Regions from separate parts of the Mus musculus genome. Here region 2 is linked to region 1. Evidence: chromatin contacts called from ENCODE Hi-C or POLR2A ChIA-PET data. All regions are on one chromosome and are shown on one strand. The core of a region is the stretch at or near the end of the contact, and the rest is flanking DNA. Distances in the headings are between cores, read along the strand shown. Region 1 holds the start of Parp6 (poly (ADP-ribose) polymerase family, member 6). Region 2 holds the start of Celf6 (CUGBP, Elav-like family member 6).

Region 1 (6,219 bases), core at 1,532-4,031:
AAACAGGACACTCTGATTAACACATCTTGGATGAGGAATCCACTCCACAGCTCAGTCAATTGCAATTTAGGCACCAGACATCTCAGGAAACATACCCAGGGCTATGTGTCTCAAGCATGGATGTAGAAAACACAATTTCCAGAGAATGAGCTCGTGGGCTGGACTGACTGAAAAGGATGTCTACCCACAAGCTCAAGTCTATAAAGCTGAGTTATTTCCTTCACTTTTGCATTAATCACTCTGCTTGACAAAATACTTGACAGAAACAGCTCATGGAAGAAAAGCTGTGTGTCTGGCTCATGATTTCAGAGAAACTTAAGTCCATCGTGGCGGAGAAGGCATACTGTGTGGGGGTGGGGGGTGGGGGAGGCTCAAGAGGGAGTGGCTGGGATCTTATGTTAGAGTCCAGTGGCCTTCACTCCATTCTATCCCTCACTCCCAGTCTTGTGAAGGTCACTTGAAACAACCATTGTTTCTCTGATCAGAGGACAGTGTTTCACTAGGTCTACTAACAGAACTGAGATTATAGTGATGTAGGTCCTGGGGTGGTGACTCAGTCAGTAAAAATCTGCATGAAAACTTGGAAGACTCAAAGTCAGATCCTCATTACCCATGTAAAAAGTGGGGTACAGTAGTACCATCTGTAATCCCAGCACTGGAGAGGAAGAGACAAGAGAATCCTTGGAGTTTGCTGGCCAACCAGTCAATCCATTTATAAACAACTCTTTTGGTGAGAGTCTCTCTCTCTCCCCCTCCCCCTCTCTCCCCACCCCCATCACCCCCCCACACACACACACACACAGAGGGAGGAAGGGAGGCAGGGAGGGAGACAGTCAAGGAGGGAAGGAGGCAGGGAGGGAGGGAGAGAGGGAGTAACTGACTAATGGAAAATGAAGAAAGCCAGGAAGAGCATAATAATCTATAAAGCAGTTAAAATTCATTGAGTACGGGAGCATGAGAGGGAAAGGGTTAAAGAGAGGGAATCCTGGGAGGTTGTGGGATTCTGCCATTCCACATTTCATTCATGGGAACAAAACCTTTGTGTTTTCTTATGTTGAACACATTTCCACAGTGCATGCTCTCAGAAGACTATGTGACCCTAAGTCCAGTTCTGAACTACTGTGAACTATTGCACTCTGAGACTGGAGTATATCCCTCAGTTTTCTTCAGTTATTACAATGTAACAAAACACCAAAATCTGTTAGCAGTCAGCGGCCTGGGGATCCTTGGCTCGATCCAGTTGAGACTCATGAGTAAGCAAGGAGAGAAACTAGAACCCAGGGGGCAAGCACAACGGCTCAAGCCAAGAATGCAATAATTTAATTTTCTCTTCTTTCCTTCCTTCTTTTTTTTTGAGACTGTTTCTTTGTGTAGCTTTGAGTGTCCTAGAACTAGTGCTGTAGACCAGACTAGCATCTCAGAGATCTGCCTCTGCCTTTAAAGTGCTGGGATTAAAGGCATGCACCACTACCGTCCCACACTTTTTTTTTTTTAAGGGTTTTTTTTATTTTTAATGTATGAGTATCTGCATGTACACCTGCATGCCAGAAGAGGGCCCAAGATTTCACTATAGATGGTTCTGAGCAACCATGTGGTTGCTGGGAATTGAACTCAGAACCTCTGGAAGAGCAGCCAGTGCTCTTAACCCCTGAGTCATCTCTCCAGCCCCACTTTTTTTTTTTAAGATTAATTTTACATATGCATGTTTGTGTTTTCCTGCATATATGTGCGTGCAACGCATTGGTTCCTAGTGCCTGTGATGGCCAGAGAGGGTAGTAGATCTCCTGAAACTGGAGTTTCAAATTATTGTGAACTGACTCGTAGGTGCTGGGAACCCAACCCAGGCCTTTGACAAGTGCAGCCACTGATCTTGGCTGCTGAGCTTTCTCTTCCATCCCAACTAAAATGTTTCATTTAGTTAATTTCTGAGATGGTTTCATATATCCCAGGCTGGCCTTGAATTGGCTATGTAGCTTAAGACTTCTATGGGGGCACACGCCTTTAATCCCAGCACTTGGGAGGCATAGGCAGGTGGATTTCTGAGTTGGAGGCCATCCTGGTCTACAGAGTGAATTCCAGGACAGCCAGGGCTATACAGAGAAACCCTGTCTCGAAAAACAAAACAAAACAAACAAAAACAAAAACAAAAAAACCACAAAAAACAAAAAGACTTCTAACTTGATTTTTGTGCTTCAACTTTCTGAATGCTGAGATAACATTATACAGACTACAGGCACGACACGGGATTTACACACCTGTGCATAAACTAAGGGTTTGTGGTTGCTAGGCAAACACTCTTCCAAGTGAGCTATGTCCCCAGTCCCCTGTGTGATGAGAAAGCCTGGGTGCGGTCGGTACACCGAAGCAAATGAACATGGGAGCAAGTCAGATTTCAGAATTTTAACTTTTGATTCCTATTTTTGTCTGGCTTCAAGCTGCACCAAAGGGGCACCTCAGTATCTCTATATAGGCAATCTAGATTACCTTCTTCTGCAACCCTCCTAACCACACGAGGCGACAAAGAAAAACATTATATTTCGGCATGTCCGGAGAACCTCTTTCTCAAGCTCCCTCCGGGCCCCAAAGCGCAAGCGCCACTCTCTCGCTTCCTCACGCCTTCAACTCTGGATCACTGCGCACGCGCGCCCTGGCTAGCACCCTGGGGTGGGGACACGCCCAGGTACAGCACGCACCGCGGTTGGTCGGAAGAGGACACCTGATCGCGGTGTCTTCGCCTGAGCATGCGCAGAGCGCCCCGGCGTGCCCGAGACCGCACGCTGAGGCGTGTGGTGCGCGACCTCACCCGCCCGCCTCGGTCCCCGCCCCTTGGCCTGCCGCTCCGCCCCCGCGGGGCGTCCCGGGCCGCTCGTCCCCTCCGCGGCGGCCGCGCGCGGCCCGGGGTCGCCGTGAGTACTCTCTAGGCTGGCGTGTGGGGAGGCTGGAGTGGGGATGGGGCGGGGCGGTCGGGCTGCTGGCAAGGTCCGCCCTGCCTGAGGGACCAAGTAAGGGATGCTGACAGGCTTCGCTCGGCTGGGCGGCTGGCGGCGGCGAGCCGCAGACGGGTCCTTAACGGGGAAGGCCGGAGCTGAGGGCTTTGGGGGACACCTGGAGAAGAGGCCTCAGGCCCTGCCCTGCATGCGCAGGTGTCCTCGCGAGCGTCTTGGTCTTCTCCCTCCGCCCGGGCTAGGGTTAGCGCTGGCCCGCGGGTCTCGCCCCTCCGCACCCTCCTTCGCCCTTTGTTTAGTAGCCTAGTCCTTTTGACACTTCCGTTGGAGTGGAGTTTTCTTCTCCTAGCACACTGAGCTGGAAGTCAAGCCCAGAATGTAGACGTTGAGATCAGAGGCGTCTCTTGACTAGGTATACGTTAAATGGTCACTCTGAAAAGTGCCAATGGACGTAGAGAAAAAGACCTTTGTGGGTCGTCCGAAGGCTTATTTACCGTTGGCACGATCTCATAGAAATAGACCAAGCGTGTTAATGCGAGCTGCCATCCCCCAGAATAAACACTGAGCCTAACAGCACACTTCTCTGGGCACTCTTAATAGTCTCTATTTGATCTAGCTCCTCTTGAAAGGTTCCAGATCTGCCCCCCACCCCCACCCCGAACTAGTTATTACATGAAAAAATGGATAGATTTGGCCCTATCAAACGTTCAAGTTACTTATGCAAGTTTTGTGACCTCCCTAGGTTGGAGTATTAAATATGTAACATGAAAACTTTGAACTAGGTCATCTCTCAGCCCCCTCTTTTTTTTTTTTTTTCTTTTTTAATGAATTCCGTGCTCCACCATCTGCCTTTTCCCACTCTCCAGCTTTTAAATCTACTCTCCATTCCTGAGAGAAGGCCATGGAGTGTTGAGGATTCAAGTCTTTTTTTACTAAAACAGTCTGGTTGGAGAAGCTGGTCATTTCATAACTGTCTTTTCCTTAGAAAAACTGATTTTTTTTACCCCCTCCTTTTAATAGCATCAGAAACCAAGCAGCAAACCCTGAGGAGATGCTCAGTTTTCCTTGACTTCTACAGTGAAAGACCTTGAGAAAGTTGGCACTTCTAGCCTAAGCTGCCCTCATTCTACTGCTCACCCCAAGACAACCCAGGCTGGACTGTAGTGCTTCCCTCTTCGTCCAGAGCAGCATTTGACTGTTTTCAATCTAAAAGAACCCTGGTCCCAAACTTCATAATTGGCACCTCAGCTGCTCTTGAAGGTGAATGAAGTCTTGATTTTTAAAAAGCATTTTGTGTGATTTTTGTCAGTTTAGTAGCAGCATTTAAGTTCTTATACTTACCTCCTATTTGGCCTAGGTACATAGCTGAGGGCTCATTCACTAATTCAGTAAATGTGTTATAGAGGCTGAGAATGGTGAAAACAGTAAAATCTTTGCTTATAGAGCTACAGTCAGGAGTGAGAGAGATGGCTCAGCAGTTAGGACCACTGGACTGCTCTACCAGAGGTCCTGAGTTCAGTTCCCAGCAACCACATGGTGGCTCACAACCACCTGTAATGGGATCTGATGCCCACTTCTGGTGTGCCTGAAGACAAAGTACTCATATACAGAGAGAGCTTACAGTCTGGTGAGAGATAAATGTAAGAGTGGTCAGAGCTGTGGTGAAGAAAACAATGTGGAGGGGGATCGAGAATGCTAGTGTGGGTATTTTATATGGGCAGTCAAGGTGACCTTTGGCCAGAGTGTGGATATCTAAAAAGGAATCCTAAAGGGGAGAACAGTAGAGACAAGATGTGTAGTGGGACTATTCTTACTGTGTTTGAAGAACAGCAGAGAGCACAGAGACAAAGGGAAAGCATTTGATTTTATAAATGTAGAAAATTTCAACTATGTACCCAAAAGTAGGGCATATAGGAAACCCTTGTGTACATTAGCTTCATCAGTTTCCATTTTTTGTTGCTGTTGTTTGTTTTGTGAAATGTAGCTCTTGGCTCTCCTGAGACTCAGTATGTAGTCTGCACTGGTGGAGAACACAGAGAGAACCTTTTGCCTCTGCCTTTAAAAATTCTGGGTTTTGTTTTTGTTTTTGTTTTTGTTTTTTGAGACAAGATTTCTCTTTCTAGTCCTGGCTGTCCTGGAGCTCATTCTGTGGCCCAAACTTGCCTTGAATTCACCGAATCTGCCTGCCTCTGCTGGGATTAAAAGTGGGCACCACCATCCCCCTGCAGAGTGCTGGAATTAAAGACACATCCCACCATGCTTGGTTTACAGTTATCAGCATTTTGCCAAATTTATTTCTTCTCTTTTCCCACTTATTTTATTTGGAACTGGGGTAATATTTAATTTTTTTTAATTGAAAATAAAATTCTGGTTGACCTACAATGAGTTTTTTCATACATATAATTGGACCTTATTTATAACCCCCCCCGAATATTTTTAAAGCAATTATCAGATATGAGGTTATCTCATCTCTAAGGGTGTTAGTTGTAATTGATTTTTGCATGTTGTTTTTTTGATCAGTCAGATAGTACTGCCAGCTTAAAAACTGCTATTCGGAATTTGCTTTTGTGTGTGCCTTATGGTCACATTCTGGACCAATTACTAGGTCTACCTATGGGAGAACAGACTTCAGACCCTTGGAAAATGTAATGACTTAAGAGGAATAGTTCTCAGGTTTTATCATGCAGCATGATAACTTTAAGGCTTGTTAGAATATCACTGAGTTCCAGCTATGGTTTTTCTACTTCACTAAATCTCAGGGGGTGAGGGTTAAGAATTGGCATTTTAACAAATTCCCAGTTGACACTGATGCTGTGGGCACACTATTCTACTTAGAACTACTGATGTAAAAAACTAAGGCTTGGTAGAATCACATTAAGGACCAAGAACACCCTGAGTCTGGAATGGATTAAATTGAGGTATATGTAGAGCCAGGAAGGGCTAGACTAGTGATTCCTAATTTTTGCCTAATAAGTAGAGCTTTTAACTGATTTAACATATAAGCTTAATTCCTGTTAAAATGTACTGATTGGTTATGGGGTATGGGTGTGTGCTAGCTGAAAGTTCCCTGGGTGATCTCAATGTATAGGTATGTCTGTGACTGGACTTAGAGAGCAGCAGAAAGCTTTAAAAGCCTGCTGACAGTACCTTTGACATTATCTATAGTTCAAACCTTCATAATTTCGTAGCTGAGTGTTTTTTCCTGACTGATGGAAGTGAAGGCTTCAGTGAGGCTAACATTAGAGTGGTATAGGATGGAGGTCTTCTAGGATTA
Region 2 (6,219 bases), core at 2,790-5,289, 39 kb before region 1:
AACCAAACCAAACCAAACCAACCCCCCTCCCGGAAGCCTATTATTTGTCATGATGCTAGAGTGGGTAATTGGGAACAAGTTTGCCCCTGGAGATGATGGGAAGGACTTAAAAACACTAGAGGGAGGAAACATTGCACGTCATGAATGAGATGAGGTCTGAGAAGGACTAAGATTCAGCACTGAAAGCCTAGCATTTGAGGTAATGTTCCACCATGGGCACAATTGCCAATTCTGAAGAATTGTATTCTGGAAAACACTTTGGATAATGTCATAGGGATGGGAATTCAAAGCTGTGGTCTAAAGATTCCACACACCCCCCCCCCATCTCTGGAGCTGGGGAGATACCTCAGTGGCTAGAAGGGCTTGCTGTACAAATATGAGGACCTGAGTTTCAGCCCTCAGCATCTTCATTTGTTTGGTTTTTTCTTTCATTTGTTTGTTTTAAAAGGCTAACTATGGCTGTACGCACAGCTATAATCTTAGTACTGTGGCGGATTCAGAGACAAGGGAATCACTGGGTTTGCTTGCTCCCAGTGGATGTCCAGAATCAATGAGAGATTTGTCTCTAAGGATAGAACAGGTCACATGATAACTTCTTTTGGCCTCTCCATGAACATACAGGGGTGTACACACATGATTGCACAACACACATGAATGTACCCTAAAAAAACTTTCACTCAGAGGTCTCAACTGAAGAGGAAGTTGGAAACAGATCAATTGCTCCAGAGGCTACAGCTCAGCTTTGAGTCATCCTAATCACTAAAATTAGTTTGATTATCTCAAACTGATCGAGATTCCGGATGCCTTAGAACAAGTTTGTTCTGGAAGAAGAAAATACTACCCTCTTCAACCTACAATTATTTCTAAAAATATTTTTCAACACAATGCCTATCACATAATCAGAAGTACCCAGGCAAATAAAGAGAATATTAATGAGGGAATAATGTCAAAGAATTTCCCCAAAATTATTATCAACAGACAACAAATCAAAAATCCAGGAGTCTCGATGAGGGCCCAATGGCTTAAGCACTAGATTATAACCCTCATCTAAGCATATAATATTTAAACCATAGAAAGCCAAAGACATAGAGAATTGGGGTCAGAAGACAACCAGCAGAAATATCCCACCCACCTACAAAGGAACAGGGACAAGAATAGCATGGCATATTTAAGAAAGAAAAGATTTACCCACCACTCTTGAATGAAGAAATGAAAAAGGAAACAAATAGATGGTGATTTCTCTTGTTTGTGAATAGGAAGTGTCAATATTGTTACAATAACATTTTTAAACAATTAGTGTGTATACACGTGTGTGTGTGTGTGTGTGTGTGTGTGTGTGTGCCACAGTACGTGTGTGGAGGTCAGAAGACAACTTGTAGGAGTTGGTTCTCTCACACTACCATGTGAGATTAAATTCAGGCCATCATGCTTGGTAGCAAGTGCCTTTATGGATACACTGAGCCATCTCCTCTAAGGGCCACAACATCAGTTTTGTTTTGTATCTTTTTTTTTCTCCCAATGTGATCTACATCAATGCAAATCCAATCAAAGTTCCAGGAAGCTATTTTATGCTTTTAGTGATTGTCAGCTTAACACAAACTAGAGACACCTGGGAAGAGGAAACTCCAAACTAATTTCTTCTGTTGGTCTGTGGCCATGTTTGCCAAGTGGGAGGGTTCAGCCCATTGTAGGAGGCACCATCCCTAGGCAGGTGGGCGTGGGCTGCATAATATGCTTTTAAGCAAGCAGAGGAAGCAAGCCAGCAAATGGCATTCTCCCAGGGTTCCTGGTCCTACTTTCTTCAGTGATGGATGGATTGTGACCTAGGAGTTATACCTTGAAATAAACCTTTTTCTTCAGAAGTTATTTGTGATCATGGTGCTCATTGTGGCAACAGAAAGCAAAGTAGTGCAAGGAGAATTGGCAAGCTGACTCTGGAGTTTATATACACCCGGGGGGAAAGTAGATAGCAATGTAGCAAAAGATAACAAAGCTGAGCATCCACAGCAACAGTGTATCAAAAGATAACAGAGTGGAGCATTGAGGATATTTAATTTCCAACTTGTCACAGAATAAACAAAACTACTTTTAATTTTAAAAGACCCAGTTATGCCCACTTTTAAAGTTACCTGCTTTAAATGTAACTATGGTGCTTGGAGGAACACCTCAGCGGAAGAGAACTTACCTAGCAAGGATCAGTTCAGGGCTGAGCACGGTAGCACACACCTGCACTCCTAGCACTGGGGAAACTGGAGCAAGAAAGAACCCAGAGTTTGAAGGTAGCCTGGGCTATATCCCAAGAGCCTGTCAAAGAAAAGAATAAAAGCTGCTCCACCAGTAAGAACACAATTTGAAAAGTAGATGTACCCCCAAACGAACTACTAAAGATGGTATGCATAAATGACCATGAGAGTGCACACCCATGACCTCAGAACTCGGAAGTGGAAGCAGAAAGAGCAGCAGTTCAAGGTCCTATTCAACTCATAATTAGTTAGTGGCCAGCCCAGCAGTTAAGAGCAGCAAAAGACGTGGGTTTGATTCCCAGCACCCACAGGGAGGCTTACAAAACCCCTAAATTCCATAACTCCAGTTCTAGGGGCTCTGACACTGTCTTCTGGCCCCAGTGGCACTAGGCATACATGTGCTGCACATACATATATATTCATGCATGCAGGCAAAACTTAAACACAAAATAATAAAAAATATAAATTTGTTTCTGTGATGTGTGTATGTGTGTATGGTGTGATTTGTGTGTGGGGTGTGTGTGATGCATATGTGATGTGTGTGTGTGATGTGTATGCATGTGTGTATTTGTATGAGTAGGGGCAGAAACATGAGTCATGGCAAGCTTGTTGAGATCAGGAGTGGCTTTTTCATTCCAAATTGTTGAGGCTCCCTCTTGTTTCTGTCCCTCTGCTAGCTGGCCCTTGTGACTCTCCTGTTTTTTTTTTTCCTCTTGTTGCCACGGAAGTACTAGGATTACAGATGCGAAGCTCTGCTCCTGGCTTTTCCACGCAGGTTCTGGGTATCCAACTCAGGTCATCGAGCTTGTTTATTAAGAGCCTTTATATGCTTAGCCATGTCGCCAATCCTTCATCTTTATGAATGTGCGCTTGTGAAAGAGGGAATGGGGAGGTAAACACTCAAGCGCTGTGATTTGTCCGATAGCTTTTAAGATATTAACACACGCGATGTATCAATTTCCGTTTCTTCTTTTGCCTTACGCCCTAACTTCTTTGACCCACAGCATCCTTTTCAGGAAAAGAAGATAACACTCCTGAGTCACAGAATAGGGAGGAACCAGGCAGAAGCTCTGAGTAAATATGATAATATAAGTTCTTTCGCTCTCCTGAGGAAGAAATCAGTGCTTGGGGCTTATTTTAGAATACAAGAGACGAGAGTGTGTTTGAGTCTCAGGAGCAAAGAGAGGTTGAAGATATAGGAGAGGTGTGCGATGGAGCCTAGAAGGATGCGCTCCGCAAGACTGGCTTCGGTAGTAGGGATAGAGAGGTGGAAACCCTATCTGACCCACAGAAAACGGTCCGGCTGTTGGAGGTGTGTAGGGAGAGATCATCTCCGACTCCAGCAGACAGCGCCACGCATGACGAAGCTACTTCCCATCCACTGCCACGCCCGCACACCCTCCACACACAGGGCAGCTGAGGGTCCGGTTGCCATGGAGAGCTGGAGCGCGTGAGCCCAGCCGCCCTTCTCGCCCCGCGCTCCAGCTCAGCCAACTCCTTCTCTGATTGGCCACCGCTATCTCATTATGCAAATCACTTGCGTAGACGCTCCCTGCTAGCTGTCTGACGTCACTAAGCTCGGGGGCTGGGGCTCGGGGCTGGGCTTGGCGCGCCAGGGAGAGCTCTGAGGGGGACTCCAGCCGGACTCAGGCGCCCCGCCCTCGACCACGCCCATTTTCAGTCCGCCCCGCCCCTCGCTCTCGGCTGGGCCCCGCCCCCTGGGCAGCCCCCCGTCCTCGTAGGCGGGCCCCGCCCCCTCCCCCAGGCCCTCGCCAGCAGTCCAGGGAAGGGACGGCGGGACAGGCGGGACGCTCGGGAGGGCGGACGGGGCGGGGACATGGCCGCGGCGCCTGGAGGGTCTGCGCCGCCCGCCGGCCCCAGCCCGCGCTTGGCTTTCAGCACCGCGGACAGCGGCGGCGGCATGAGCGGGCTGAACCCAGGTCCCGCGGTGCCCATGAAGGACCACGACGCCATCAAGCTCTTCGTGGGGCAGATCCCGCGGGGCTTGGACGAGCAGGACCTCAAGCCGCTGTTCGAGGAGTTCGGCCGCATCTACGAGCTGACGGTGCTGAAGGACCGGCTCACCGGCCTCCACAAAGGTGCGCGGGGTCAGCCCAGCCCAGCCCAGCCCAGCCCCAATCCAATTAGAGCGCAGCCCAACCCAACTCCGGCCCCAAACGCAGGCCCAACCCCAGCCCTACTAGAACCTTTCCCGACTCCAGTTCAGGACCTGCCCCACCTCAGTTCTGTTCCCTCCCCAGGCCACAGAGCCCCAGAGCCAGAATTGTCTCTGTGGCATCCTTCTGACTTCACTCTGGTTCCCTAACACGTTCTTCACTCTAACCTCCAAATCCCTTGTCACTTCTCACATCCCAGTCATCCCCACCTCCCTGCTTAATCTCTCCACCATCCCTTCCACCAGACACCCCAAACCCTGGAATTTGGAAACTTATTCTACCTTCCAGCTCTGGAGCCCCCGATCTCCTGACCCCTGGACCCATGGTTTTCCTGAGCACTTTCTCTCTCTGGTGCCACCCTATTCAGGCCTCACCGCACACACATCTTGGATTTGCACTCCTCCTGGCCTCCAACAACAAACCAACCCCTAGGGCCTCCATTTGACTTTTGGGTCTGACAGCCTTAAATACCCCATACCCAAATTCTCCTCTTTAGAATTCAGACCTAATATATACAGTCCAATTCACCCCACCCCCAGGAGGCTCTCAGAGATAAATGCCTTCTCACATTTGACAATAACCCAATATTCCATACATTTTTCCAGAACCCAATGCTCTTTACCTCTTCTGATTTGAATCCAGAATCCTAACCTCAGCTGGGAACATACACCTGCCTGTGTACCCTTCCTCTTTGGTTTTCCCCTGTGTGAATACACTCCCCCACCCCCTCTAATCCCCACTCCTGTGCATCTCTGCTTCCTCTCAATCCTCTTGATGGCTTCCTGTTTTCCTTTCTTTGCCAGCTGGTCCCAGACCAGCGCACTCTCAGGGTGGATCAATCTAAGTGAGGAAGATGGGGATGGGGGGCTCTTCTCATTGCCCTTCCTAGGAAGACAGAGGCACCATGGTCCTCTCCAGCCACACCCCTTTCTTCCTGTAGAGAAGGGAGGAGACTTGTTTACACGCAGAAAAGTCTGTCCAGGCTGAGCTGGAATAACAGAGCCAGAATCATATCATGATTATTTGAGGAGACACATCTTCATTTTCCCACTGGGAAATAATGCGGTTTCGGGATTTTTGTGGGGGAAGGGTGACCAATTACCCTCCATAATCTTCCTAAGAGAGAAATAACAGGTCCTAGAGGGCAGGTCCATTCTAAAGGCCTGTGAGCTAACATCAGACTGATACCTTTTTCAAGCTGGGAGACCCCAGGGCATTCCTTGGCATACTAAAGTAGAGGGCTTTGAGAACATGCCCATGAAAAAACTAGGCCTTTTGAATAGGGGTACAGATTCCACCTTTTGTGGGAGAGGTTATGTTAAAGTCCTATAAGGACAAGGCCACATCATCCAGACTTCCTAGAATTCAGTCTAACCCACTGGCTGTCTTCATGCCCAGTCATTTGTGGCATTTTTTTCCTAGACAGTGAGTTCAGTGGGTAAGCATAAACCTCATCTTTGTAGTTGATCTGTAGAGTAAAGCAAGTGCGTGGAGTCACTGCAGTTCTCACTCAAGCACTCCATGTCTGAACTGTCCCCTCACTCTGTCTTCCTTTCTCACTTAGCACTAATCCCTCCTGCTCACCTCTTACTCATCTGCCCCTGTGGCCATACTTCCCTGTATCTCCATCCTTCCAGCCTTCTACCCTCTAACCCAAGCAATCTCCATGGGCTCTTTTTGGTAGCACCTGGTCCCCAAAGCTTTTTCTAAAGCTCCCCTTCCAGTGTGAGGACATGTTATGGTTTAGTGGCAGAACAGTAATGTATGTGAAACCCAGGGGTCAGTGATTTAGTCCTCCA

Evidence for each region. Hi-C counts contacts between places; a loop is a spot of excess contacts on that map. ChIA-PET counts read pairs that join two places held with the same protein, here RNA polymerase II (POLR2A).
Region 2: POLR2A ChIA-PET joins it to region 1 with 11 read pairs in Patski. The contact joins the promoter of Celf6 here to the promoter of Parp6 in region 1. A Hi-C loop is called at or near these places in 2 of 37 maps with a recorded cell type or tissue (both left cerebral cortex). POLR2A ChIA-PET finds 5 or more read pairs at or near these places in 3 of 5 experiments (Patski and embryonic stem cell).

Annotation. Positions count from the first base shown.
Region 1 is chr9:59,614,503-59,620,721 of GRCm38, forward strand. Parp6 (poly (ADP-ribose) polymerase family, member 6) reads left to right here and starts at 2,782. Exons shown (of 24, transcript NM_001205239.1): 1 at 2,782-2,906; 2 at 3,966-4,205. It overlaps Gm51709 (a long non-coding RNA gene), which reads right to left and starts at 2,622. Exons shown (of 3, transcript XR_003948337.1): 1 at 2,485-2,622.
Region 2 is chr9:59,574,298-59,580,516 of GRCm38, forward strand. It overlaps Celf6 (CUGBP, Elav-like family member 6), which reads left to right and starts at 4,040. Exons shown (of 12, transcript NM_175235.3): 1 at 4,040-4,342. The coding sequence starts at 4,081.